4 separate regions of the Homo sapiens genome follow, and all the other regions are linked to region 2. The links are chromatin contacts, found by Hi-C or POLR2A ChIA-PET in ENCODE. All regions are on one chromosome and are shown on one strand. The core of a region is the stretch at or near the end of the contact, and the rest is flanking DNA. Distances in the headings are between cores, read along the strand shown.

Region 1 (2,980 bases), core at 478-2,977, 180 kb before region 2:
AGGAGCATGTAGATGTAGCAGGATTTTATTTTGGAAGAATAAACTTACACTTATTTGTGTGTGTTTTCCTTATGCCTCTATGCTTCCAATACATTGCTGTTCACTCAGCTAGATTATTCCATGTTAATTTTCTAATTTCATAGTAAAAGCATAAAAGAAAAAGAAAAAAGAAAAAGGTCTCTACTCAGAGAAATATCATGCCACAAACAAAAAGGATTTTTTTAAAGAAAATCTTGTATATAAAAGTGGTCTTCCCCTTCCCAAAGACTAGAAATAAATTCCCAGGAATGCAGGCAAGGGTCAGGGAGGAAGTATCGAGAAAAAGAGAGAAATCAGAAAGGCCTCTGTTAAGTATGACTAATAGGAAGGGGCCAAGCTGGCCGGGCGTGGTGGCTCATGCTTGTAATTCCAGCACTTTGGGAAGCCAAGGCGGGTGGATCACTTGAGATCAAGAGCCTGGCCAACATGATAAAACCCCATCTCTAATAAAAATACAAAAATTAGGTGGCCATGATGGCACTTGCCTGTAATCCCACCTACTCAGGAGGCTGAGGCTTGAGAATCTCTTGAACCCGAGGTCGGAGGTTGCAGTGAGCTGAGATCGTGCCACTGCACTCCAGCCTGGGTAGCAGAGCAAGCAAGCAAGCAGCCTGGGTGTCAAAAAAAAAAAAAAAAGAAGGAAGGGGCCAAACCATGAAAAAAAAAAGCTGCTCTGCCTTGGGCCACCACTAACCTCTACTCAAGCCAGCATCTTCTGCTATCAGTGCCCTGAAGTGATGTGAGAGCTGAAGGGGCAACAGGAACCTCCAAAGAAGCACAGCTCAGGCTCTAGTTGAGTGAGAAAAACGTGCTCCTTCTTAGGGGAAGGCAGCTTCTGATGTGGACTTCCTTTTGACAGCAGACACCACCATCCTATTTGAGACCATCTGGATCACCACTCCCCATACAACTGTTCATAAGACCGCAAAAAGGCAAATGGATCTCTGGACATCTGATAGGGTGGTGATGTGAAATGGATCACCCTCACCTTTACCTATACTTTGGTGTGGTCAAATATAGAATGAGAACTCTGGTTCTATCACAGAAAACCTCTGGAGCAAATGAAATCTCAAGAGAGAAGGATGGGGAGATGGGACAGGTGGGACAGATTTTGATGATAAGTTCTTTAGTATTTAGGGATATATTTTAATGTTAAGCATTATAAGTACCTCATTTTTATAAGGAGTGTATTTTAAAATTTAAAGTATATTGCTCTGGAAACAGTTAAGCCAAAACTTTGCATATATGCGAGAAATATAGTGCATAAACATGCTAAGTCAGTGTTCAAACATTTTGGCTGATATTTTCTAATTTGCATCTTTCATCATATAACTTGTGTCAGGCCTCTGAGCCTAAGCCAAGCCATCGCATCCCCTGTGACTTGCACATATACGCCCAGATGGCCTGAAGCAACTGAAGAATCACAAAAGAAGTGAATATGCCCTGCCCCACCTTAACTGATGACATTCCACCACAAAAGAAGTGTAAATGGCCGGTCCTTGCCTTAACTGATGACATTACCTTGTGAAAGTCCTTTTCCTGGCTCATCTTGGCTCAAAAATCACCCCCACTGAGCACCTTGCGACCCCCCCACTCCTGCCCGCCAGAGAACAAACCCCCTTTGACTGCAATTTTCCTTTACCTACCCAAATCCTATAAAACGGCCCCACCCTTATCTCCCTTTCCTGACTCTTTTCGGACTCAGCCCGCCTGCACCCAGGTGAAATAAACAGCCATGTTGCTCACACAAAGCCTGTTTGGTGGTCTCTTCATACAGACGCGCATGAAATTTGGTGCCGTGACTCGGATCGGGGGACCTCCCTTGGGAGATCAATCCCCTGTACTCCTGTTCTTTGCTCCGTGAGAAAGATCCACCTATGACCTCAGGTCCTCAGACCGACCAGCCCAAGGAACATCTCACCAATTTTAAATCAGGTAAGTGTCCTCTTCTTACTCTCTTCTCCAACCTCTCTCACTGTCCCTCAACCACTTTCTCCTTTCCACTCTTCAATCTCTCCCTTTTCTTAATTTCTATTCCTTTCATTTTCTGGGAAAGACAAAGGAGACACATTTTATCCATGGACCCAAAACTCCTGCGCCGGTCACGGACTGGGAAGGCAGCCTTCCCTTGGTGTTTAATCATTGCAGGGACACCTCTCTGATTATACACTCACGTTTCAAGGGTGTCAGACCACACAGGGACACCTGCCTTGGTCCTTCACCCTTAGCAGCAAGTCCCGCTTTTCTGGGGAAGGGGCAAGTACCCCAACCCCTTCTCTCCTTGTCTCTACCCCTTCTCTGCTTTTCTGGGACAGGGGCAAGTACCCCTCAACCCCTTCTCCTTCACCCTTAGCGGCAAGTCCCGCTTTTCTATGGGGTAAGAACCCCCAATCCCTTATTTCCGTGCCCCAACCTCTTATATCTCTGCACCCCAATCCCTTATTTCCGCACCCCAACCTCTTATCTCTGTGCCCCAACCCCTTTTCCCACTTTTCTGGAAGGTAAGAACCCCCGAACCCCTTCCCTCCATTTCTCTACTCTCTCTTTTCTCTAGGCTTGCTTCCTTCACTATGGGCAACCTTCCACCCTCCATTCCTCCTTCTACTCCCTTGGCCTGTGTTCTCAAAAACTTAAAACCTCTTCAACTCACACCTGACCTAAAACCTAAATGCCTTATTTTCTTCTGCAATGCCGCTTGACCCCAATACAAACTCGACAGTAGTTCCAAATAGCCAGAAAATGGCACTTTGAATTTTTCCATCCTGCAAAATCTAAATAATTCTTGTCGTAAAATAGGCAAACGGTCTGAGATGCCTGACATCCAGGCATTCTTTTACACATCAGTCCCTCCCTAGTCTCTGTGCCCAGTGCAACTCGTCCCAAATCTTCCTTCTTTCCCTCCCGCCTGTCCCGTCAGTACCAACCCCAAGCGTCGCTGAGT
Region 2 (2,997 bases), core at 474-2,973:
TTACAGGTGTGAGCCACCGTGCTTGGCCATGGCCAGTATTTTTAAACATAGTTTTCTTTTCTCTTTATGACTTTGCCTTATTTGAATATCAGATAAATATTTCTCAATGTCAATTTTTCTGGAAGATTTGGTTTAGAATTAGTACTATTTCTTCATTAAATGTTTGATACAATTTACCCTTGAAGTCATCTGGGCATAGGGTTTTCTTTGTAGTAAGGTTTTCAACTACAGATTCAGTTTCTTTTTTTTCTTTTTTTTGAGACGGAGACTTGCTTTGTCGCCCAGGCTGCAGTGCAGTGGCACCATCTCGGCTCACTGCGACCTCCGCCTCCCGGGTTCAAGCGATTTTCCTGCCTCAGCCCCCAAGTAGCTGGGATTACAGGCGCGAGCCACCATGTCCCTCTAATTTTTGTATTTTAGTAGGGGCGGGGTTTCACCATGCTGGCCAGGCTGGTCTCGAACTCCTGACCTTGTGATCCGCCCGCCTCAGCCTCCCAAAGTGCTGGGATTACAGGCGTGAGCCACCGCACCCGGCCAGATTCAGTTTTTTTTAGATGTTGAGCTGTTCAAAGGATTCCTTCTTCAATGAGCTTTGGTGGTTACTTTCAAGGAATTTATGAGCTTCATCTAAGTTGTTTAATTTATTGGCATACCATTTTTAAAAATTATTTGAATATCTGTAGAATCTTTAGCATTGCCACTTCCTTCCTGACAGTGTTAATTGTATCTTTTTTTTTTAAAACTAATCGGCTTAGCTAGAGATTTATCAATTTCATTTTTCTTCTCAAAAAAGCTATTTGGTCAACAGAGACAAGATGGCCAAATAGACGCAGACAGGAAGCACCACTCCCGCTGACAGAAAGGGAGACCGGGAACCCTTTCAGGTTCTGGAACACCAGTGCCAGTTCCTGGCCCTGAACAACCCTTGGCAAGGCAGCCCACTCTTGCTGTGGACCTCTAGGATTCCAGCCACAAGAGATCCTACACTCCCCATAAACATTCGAACTGGCATGGGGATATGCCCTACAAGCAGGCAGAGGCAGAACTCCAGCCTGCATAGAGCCCGGTTTTTGTTGTTGTTGTTGTTTGTTTGTTTGTTTTGCGTTGGGGGCAGTTCCAGTGGAACATGGCCATGCGCACCCATCCCCCAAGGCTCTCCGTCCTCTTCCGAATAACTCTAACCCCACTGACTGCCGCGCAAAGAGAACAGCAGGGTCGACTTTCCCTTCGGAGTGGGGCACTTCTGTTCCGCAGGACCTCCTGCCCTCCAGCCCCTCTCAAGTCCTCTGCCTGGCCGCTCTAGGAGCCTGTCAACGGTGCAGACTCCACTGCCCATCCTGGGTGCTTTGCAGGCCGACATGCCTGACTGAGTTCTTTCCCAGCCGCTTGGGAGCAGTTCCGAGGCCCCGTCGCAGCCCGTGCCGGAACCTGGGGTGCAGGATGGCGGATGTGCTGGCTGGGGCCAAAGCCCTGGGCTGCGGCGTGCAGCGCCGCAGTGCGGGACCCAGATTCATGGCCTGCGCTCCAGCGGGCAAGGAGTCCCGAGTCTCAGAAAACCGAGGGAGTGATATGCCCAGATTAGGGGCAGGCGCGGAAGGTCTGCCAGCCATGGGTGTCCGCCTGAGGGAGCTGCCCAGCCCGGACAGCCTAGCAAAGGAAATGCGGGAATGACGATAGTGACTGGAGAGGACTCTCCGAAGGCTTGAGAGCGGAGCTGGTGGGGTCAGCTCCCCGCGCTGGGCCACACCACAGGACGTTGTTGCGAGCTCGCTGAAACGTAAAAACCCGCAGCGCTGGCCGTTACTCTTATGCGCCATCTGCTGGATGATAGCCCAAATTACACCAAAAATATTCTGCCAATATATTAAATATTGGTCTGTGAAACTCAGGGCAAGAATCCAGCCACAAAGATCTTGTACAGAGCCTTGGCCCTCTGACAGCACTCATAAATGAAGCAAATGACTATATTCAACTTACACCACAGTTAAAGGAATACCAGCCCTCTCAGAAGAGAAAGAATTTTGCCAATTAAAAAGTAAGAGTGTCCCCTTACCTCCAAATGAGCACACTAGCTCCCCAGCAATGGCTCTTAACCAGAATGAAATGACAGACACAGAAATGAGAACCTAGATGGAAAGAAAGCTCACTGAGACTCAGGAGGCTGTTGAAACGCAATCCAAGGAATCCAGTAAAATGATCCAAGAGCTGAAAGATAAAAGACTTTTATTTATTTATTTATTTATTTATTTTTGAGATGGAGTCTTGCTCTGTCACCCAGGCTGGAGTACAGTGGCACGATCTCAGCTCACTGCGACCTACACCTACCAGGTTAAAGCGATTCTCCTGCTTCAGCCTCCCAAGTAGCTAGGATTACAGGCGAACACAACCAGGCCTGGCTAATTGTTTGTATTTTTTGGTAGAGACAGGGTTTCGCCATGTTGGCCAGGCTGGTCTTGAACTCCTGACCTCAAGCGATCCACCTGCCTTGGCCTTCCAAAGTGCTGTGATTACAGGCGTGAACCACCACACCCAGCCTGAAAAAAATAATTTTAAGAACGAACCATACTGAACTTCTGGAATTGACACATTTACTACAAGAATTTCATAATACATTTGGAAGCATTAATAGCAGAATAGACCAAGCTGTGAAGAAATTCAAAGACTGGTTCTTTGAATCAACTCAGTCAGACAAAAATAAAGAAGAAATAATTTTAAAAAAATGGACAAAAGCCCTGAGAAATATGGAATTATATAGAGAGACCAAACCTATAACTCATTGGTATTCCTGAGAGAGGAGAGAGAGTAAGCTATTTGGAAAATATATTTGAGGATACGATCCATGACAATCTCTCCACTCCCACTAGAGATGTTAACATACAAATTTAAGAAATATAAGGCCTGGCGTGTTGTCTCATGCCTGAATCCCAGCATTTGGGAGGCCAAGGTGGGTAGATCACTTGAGGTCAGGAGCTCAAGACCAGCCTGGCCAACATGGCA
Region 3 (3,250 bases), core at 447-2,946, 210 kb before region 2:
TTTGTAGGTGCTGAAGCTGGACTGCATCGTCTGGGTCCTAGTGGGGGTCTGCTTGTCCTCTTAAGAGGCAGAAGCATAACTTGGGCATGACTTGACCTGAGACGGCCTGCCTACCTTTTTGAGCCTTTCGTTTTAACTTCCTGGAGCTCCGATTTCTCCTTCTCAGGTGAGAGTGGGAGCATGTATCTGTTTGAACTTACCTCCTTAGGGGCAATTAGCCTTGGTAAGGGGGGATAGATTGGAATATAGGTAGGAAGGATCTCTATTCCATCCTGTGATTCTTGCAAAACTGGTTTTCTCTTTCCTGAGACTCTTTTTTTTTTTTGGTCTGCATAGCTTCCAGGGCAGCTGACTTTCACTTTCACTTTTGGATCGGTGGTGCTAGAAGCCTCTGTGACTTTCCCTTTAACTCCGTAGCTGCCAGCACAGTTGGTTTATCTCGGCGTGAGCTGCGAGCATTCTACAATAAACTGCTAGGCAGGGCTGCGTACATTTAGCCATGAGTCAATATAAAGACTAGGTCTGAATGCCCTGGCTGTCCTCCGACCCTAGTCACCACCTTAAAACACACGGCCAATTTCTCTACAGTGCCTTCGGCCAGCCATCTGACACTAAAAGAGGGCTATTGTAATTCACAGTATGTCTTTAACTTTTGAACATCCAGTTTCATCCCACAATCACCTCTAAATCCTTTCTTTAAAATTTTTATCATGCACTCCAAAGGAGTTGGTTTTGACGCTTTCCCTCCCATTTCCTCCCTTGCGGCACACTCTCACTCTCACTCTCACTTTCACTCTCAGGTCCAGCAGACCCGGTCCTATTACAGGAGTTTCGGACACTGCTTAGCCAGGAAGGTGTCTTCCCCTGTCACAGCCTGCTACAGCTGCAAAGCTCGTCCTATCAGCTGTATGCAATGTCCTAGGTCTGATTTCCCCCCACACTCGCCTCAGAGCACACAGCCCGTGCTAAGGGATCTGTGCCTCCCCACGTCACTCCCTGCATTGGCCTCTCCCGAGACCATCGCTTTCACACACTTTCACACACCTTCCTTGCCCCAGGATTCCTCATTGGACGAAATGAGCCTCTCTCATGTCCCGGGTGAGTCTAGTTAGGCTCCCACTTTCACACACATACACCACTCCTACTGCAGGAGTCCTCATCGGATGGAATGAGCCTCTCTCATGACCTGGGTGAGCCTAGTTAGGCTCCCATATTCACACACATACACACACCACTCCCAGTTCCTGTCTCCAGATCCAGTGAACCACTTTCACTTTGTTAGTGGGGACATAAGCTTCATCCAAATTGGCAGGCCACTCCTGCTGCCCCCAGCCACTCTGGGTTGGATTAGTGGTCAGTCCCTGGGAGGTGATCAAGCTCCCCTTTGTCCCTATGGGACGGGCTTTCCTGCCTTGGGCCTATACTCCTTACCACAGTTCCTGAAGTGCTGGTATCGTCCTGCAGCCCCATCCTCGGTTCCATTGCGCTGCCAGGCAGGGTGCTGGGACGTGGGGAGAGCTGGTCTATATATCCGGGTGAAGCTCAGCTGTGGCACACCTTGGATGCCGGGTCTCTCCTGGCCCCGGGGACCTAGTATCGCAGGCAAAGGGGACAGTAAATCTGTCATCTCCAATCCTGATGAGCCCCCAGAAATGTATCGGGATATATAAGGAATCAGAGAGACCAAGGGATTGAGGAGGATATTTATTATTTAGGTGCACTGGTCCACTTGGATTAACATCCAAAGGACTGAGCCCCAAACAAAGAGTCAAGTTACCTTTTAAGCATTTCGTGGGTGGGGGAAGATTTGTGCAGGGGGAAGCGTATAACAGAAGCAAGAAACAAAGACAGTTATTCAATTGAGACATACATGACATCATTTCTTTTCAAGGAAAAACATGTTTTATGACTTGAGTTTATCTGTCTAGTGACCTTGCAGCTGCACAGCTAGAGAAATAGGGTCTTCATAATGCCTGGGAAAGGGAGAGATAAGGCTCACTAGCCACAGAAAACAGGCAGTTAATTTTTAAAGGACTCCGGCTCTTTCTCTTCCTCAGGGGGGAATTGGGTTTTCTTATATACAACTGAGTTTTTGCTTACACATTCTGTAATTTATTTTAATTCCTGTTCCATGCCAGCCACCTATGCTGCTGTTTTCCCCCTCCTTCCCCTTTCCCTAGGGAAGGGACTGGTGGCAGTGGGGCTATTCTTTCTTCCCCCAAGAAGAAAGGAAAGGGGGGTTCTGAATATTTTTCTTACTACTGGGAGTTTGTGTGAGGTTCAACGCCCCCCTCCCATGGGGATTCCTCACCTCTTTCTGAGGTTCAACCCGCCTCATGGGGATTTCTCACCTCTTTCTGAGGTTCAACACCCCTTCTATGGGGATTTCTCACCTATTTTTAACCTCCAAGACATCCCGACTAAGGAATAATCTACTGACCCTGCAGTTTCTCTCTCCTTGGTACGTCCTAACTAAGGAATGCTTTACCGTCCTGTGGCTTTTTTTTTTTTTTTTTTTTTAGTCCCGATCACCAAGGAAATACTTTATTGGCTCCCACAGCTTCTTCTTTCTTGGCCTGTGCACAAAGTTGTCGCCACAGTATGTGAGGATCCTTTAAGCTAGGTTGCTGGCCAGTTTCTTTTTTTTTTTTTTCTCTCTGTGTTGCTGAGAGTCTGGGTTTATTTGTCTCAATTTGTCATTCCTGAGGGCCCCTTCAATGAGGTAGGGGAGTGCACTCCCTCATGAGAGAGGACTGGAGACCACCCCTGGAGGAGAATGTATCCCCATACAGACTGCCACCAAATTGTTTGAAATGCTTGTTCCCCAGTGCCATAAAAAAATAGCACTTGAACATAGATTTATTTAGTGTGGCCATTTTTTTTTTTTACTTCCTGCAGAAAGGGTATACTCATCAGCAGTTTTGCCACGAGTGTACACCAAACAAAGGAGACAGCATCATTTATAACCTGCCGCATCCACCCTACTGCTGTATCCAGTTTCCATTGACTGGAACAGGACCTCACATTCTGTATTTGTCCCGACTGGCTAGCAATTTAGAACTTTTTAAAAGAGGCAAAGGTAGAGGAGAACAAAGGAAGGAGGAAGTAACTTGTGGAATGCTGAGAAAGGTAAAAACACTTTTAAATAAGGAAGAGGAACAGGCTATGACCTAATGCTTGCTTGGACCAGTATAAGCATGCCAGGGCAAATATTTAGGAGCACAGGTCTTTGAATAAATTTTGCTTCTAA
Region 4 (3,295 bases), core at 45-2,544, 150 kb before region 2:
TCTACCAGCTCTGTTGCAGTAAAGTGAATTTACCATTTATTTTAAATTGGCAGAGGTGCTTAAAGATCTGGAGGTAGAAGATATTAACAAGCACCACGTTGTGTTTTATGGACTTACATAACAGGCATTTATTTTTATTCTCTCAACAAAATCACAAGATAGATAGTATGGTTCTCATTACATAGATGAGAAAACATAAGGTCCAATAATAATGTTATTTTCTCAAGGTATCAAAGCAAGTAAGTATCCAAGTCAGAAATCACATGAAAGTGTGTCTAGCTCAAGAATCTTTCATTCAACGTAGTCTACCATTGTCACAATAATACTAGTTGAGAGTATGCCCTCTCCTCATCTCAGTGCAGGTTTTGCTCTGATAAATGTCTAGCTGCTCATTGGTTCGTAGAGATATTATAGGGAAAAGAAGACATAGGAACATTCTGGACTTGGTGTGATAACTGATAACAAATTGATGGGTAACAACTTTGAGGCCTGGCTTCATTTCACAGTATATTGAACATACATAAACAATCCTTTTTCCCCTAGAACATTCCATTTGTTCATACTCAAAATTACTTGCTTTTAGGCCTTTCACCTAAAACATTTCAACATTAGGAGATTCTGTGCTAACGTGAACACACTCTCAAAGAGTGATGTCATTAACAACAGTACAATGTGTCAAACTGTTCATTTGTGTAATTTTTGGATGTCACAACATAAATAGTCAATTAAAACCTTTTCAGCATTGTGTCATTAATATTTGGCATTTTCTATTGCTATACTAGAACACTGTTGCTCACAATTTAACCAGGCTAAAGTTCAGTTCTCACTCAGAATTTAAAGGTAGCCCTGTCAGAAACCACTCTTCAAACCTGTGGAAAAAACTTCATGAAATCATGTCTAAGTTATACAATGAAGAATCAGGAAAATATAATGAATGTGGAAAGTGCTAATGCATGAAAATCCTAAAAACATCCACTGTTAATCATGTCCTTTTCTCTTAAAGCATTACCCCAAAATCAGCCAATCCAAGAAATAGCTTTTCTGGTTATTTTTAATTTAGTGACTGAAATCACACATACCTGCCATGAGAAATTATGTTCCAAGAGCGAAGTAGAGAAGGCACGATGTGTACTTTTTCAGAAAGAACAGCGTTGAATTGTTGAAGCTGAGCTGGAGATTAAAGAATCTGAAAGTTGAGTATGAAGAAATTTAGCAAAAATAGAGAATGAAAAATTGTGTATTTAAATGATGTTCTTGAATCATCTATTGGTGAGACATGTATTATAGTGTGAATAAGAAGCAGTAGAATCACAAGCCTCTGAAGTGTTCCAGGAACCACAATACAGGAAATTCTCACAGTACTTTTGCAATATTAACACTTTGGCAAGGACTAAAGAAGGTGAGAGGAGGTCAGAGGGAGTTTTGTTGCTGTTTTGTTTTTTATTGTTTGAAAATCAAATTCATTTTAAAGGGTTATCTGGAAAATGAAGGAAATGATGGGCAAACCAAAGGTAAATTTACTTAGCATAACAAAATTACTTACAGAATTTTCCTCTTTTAATAATAAACATTTATTATTTACCTTGTACTTAACACAATTTAAAGCACTTGGCATATCTTAGCTCATTTATTTCTGTAAATGGCTTGATAGTAAAGATATATAAATATCTTCAATCTATCAAAGAGAAAACTGAGGCATACAGAGCTAAGTAATTTGCCCAAGGTCACATAAATTGGGATTTCCATGTCTCACTCTGTTCTTCTGATCTCTACCTAATTATCCTGGCCACGACAGGCAAAGTTCAAAAAAGTAGAACTGGATGGGTTTCCCACTTGGACGCCTCATTCACGTTAGCCTTAAAAGCTTTTTTCAACACCTCAATTTTCATTTTCTTAAAGTTCTTTAAGCACGACTTCAGCTTCTTTATTTTCCTTATTTTTACTAATACATTATTATATTGTTTAGTGTGTTATCTAATTCAGATACTATACTGATACTTCGATATACACTTTTTCATCTACAGAAGAGTAACCTTGTTAATAGGAATATCAAATGTGGAACAGGTCAAATTTCCAATGTGGAAGAGATTGGCTATAATAAGAATCTTGAAAGGAGAGATTTCGATCCATGATTTAGTATCTGGAAATACAATCTACCATGCACCCCCATACAAAAGCAGACACTCAAATAAACGTTTTGTGTATTATATTTTGTATATTGTTTATGTTCAAGCATTATAATATTACTATAGATAAACCCTTTTGTAAAAGATGGGCTTTCAACCAACAACAGAAAAAAATGAAAGAAAAGACTACTTTGACTTCTCAGTTTTTATGAAGTCAAAACTTTCCATCTTTTCAGTTTGCATTGTGTGCCTAGAGCTGCTTTCATTGCACCAACAAATTTGTTGAGCTATAAATCCTCACTGAAGAATATAAGCGTAAAATCTACTTCATCCAGACTGTATGCAAATCTTAGTTGAAGTGATTTATTTAAAAATCCTTTGCTTACTTGAAATCTATTCATTTTTAGTGTTAGAAAAAGCTGGTCTGGAAGAAACCTGTCTGATACTATTTTTCCCCCATGTAAAATTGCCTCAAAATATAGGAGATTAGGGGTTTGCTTTTAGTTTTTCTCTTGAGAGAGTACAAATTTATGACAGAATGTGCAATAGGGATTATTACTACACTTTCATTACTAACACAACCACCTTTATTTGGAAGTTAGAGGTTCTAAGTTTTTAGAACCCTGTTTGGTGAGAATACGTCCATCAGTCATTGTCCTTTTTTTCATCTTAGTTCACTGACTTAGAAATAAAAATCCAACAAATACAAGTTTACTTCAAGAACTCCAGGCTTAAATATTTAAGATACCTAAACACACACACACACACACACATACACACACACAGTAAACATATATGTATATACCTCTTTAACTCTTTCTGAGCTGCCAACTCTGATTGTTCTTTTTTTGTTTGTTTTTGTTTGTTTGTTTTTTGAGATGGAGTCTCTGTCACCCAGGCTGGAGTGCAGTGGCTCACTCGGCTCACTGCAAGCTCCGCCTCCCGTGTTCACGCCATTCTCCTGCCTCGGCCTACCGAGTAGCTGGGGCTACAGGCTCCCGCCACCACGCCCAGCTAATTTTTTGTATTTTTTTTTTTTAGTAGAGACGGGGTTTCACCGTGTTAGCCAGGATTGTCTCGATCTCCTGACCTCGTGATCCGCCCGCCTCGGCCTCCCAAAGTGCTGGGATTACAGGCGTGAGCCACCGTGCCCGGCCTCTGTTCTTTCT

What was found. Hi-C counts contacts between places; a loop is a spot of excess contacts on that map. ChIA-PET counts read pairs that join two places held with the same protein, here RNA polymerase II (POLR2A). Pooled maps may share reads with other maps.
Region 1: a loop to region 2 is called in a map of endothelial cell of umbilical vein, with 2.8 times the contacts of the local background. The contact joins the promoter of LINC02617 here to the enhancer-like site in region 2. A Hi-C loop is called at or near these places in 3 of 168 maps with a recorded cell type or tissue (OCI-LY7, PC-9 and endothelial cell of umbilical vein) and 13 of 50 pooled maps. POLR2A ChIA-PET finds 5 or more read pairs at or near these places in 1 of 52 experiments (Panc1).
Region 3: a loop to region 2 is called in a map of ascending aorta, with 2.4 times the contacts of the local background. The contact joins the promoter of KLRK1-AS1 here to the enhancer-like site in region 2. A Hi-C loop is called at or near these places in 4 of 168 maps with a recorded cell type or tissue (DLD1, ascending aorta, heart left ventricle and 1 more), 1 of 37 single-sample maps with no recorded cell type and 13 of 50 pooled maps. POLR2A ChIA-PET finds 5 or more read pairs at or near these places in 2 of 52 experiments (B cell and CD4-positive, alpha-beta T cell).
Region 4: a loop to region 2 is called in a map of chondrocyte, with 2.0 times the contacts of the local background. The contact joins the promoter of KLRD1 here to the enhancer-like site in region 2. A Hi-C loop is called at or near these places in 1 of 168 maps with a recorded cell type or tissue (chondrocyte) and 7 of 50 pooled maps. POLR2A ChIA-PET finds 5 or more read pairs at or near these places in 1 of 52 experiments (PC-9).

The regions. Positions count from the first base shown.
Region 1 is chr12:10,337,039-10,340,018 of GRCh38, reverse strand. It overlaps LINC02617 (long intergenic non-protein coding RNA 2617), which reads left to right and starts at 1,727. Exons shown (of 3, transcript NR_159946.1): 1 at 1,727-1,974. RefSeq lists enhancers at 833-1,412, 1,413-1,991.
Region 2 is chr12:10,152,222-10,155,218 of GRCh38, reverse strand. No RefSeq gene overlaps it. Among named protein-coding and RNA genes, the nearest start is that of OLR1, 18 kb to the left of the region's middle. RefSeq lists enhancers at 1,286-1,475, 1,486-1,575, 1,430-1,933. Within about 2 kb of position 1,723, at least 31 of the 41 ENCODE cell types and tissues checked have a DNase peak (open chromatin) inside an H3K27ac peak, as active enhancers do; they include Panc1, ascending aorta, endothelial cell of umbilical vein and 1 more, where a contact is called at or near this core.
Region 3 is chr12:10,362,215-10,365,464 of GRCh38, reverse strand. It overlaps KLRK1-AS1 (KLRK1 antisense RNA 1), which reads right to left and starts at 1,696. Exons shown (of 4, transcript NR_120430.1): 1 at 1,432-1,696. RefSeq lists enhancers at 646-715, 1,176-1,225.
Region 4 is chr12:10,305,869-10,309,163 of GRCh38, reverse strand. KLRD1 (killer cell lectin like receptor D1) reads right to left here and starts at 1,294. Exons shown (of 6, transcript NM_002262.5): 1 at 1,080-1,294. The coding sequence starts at 1,086.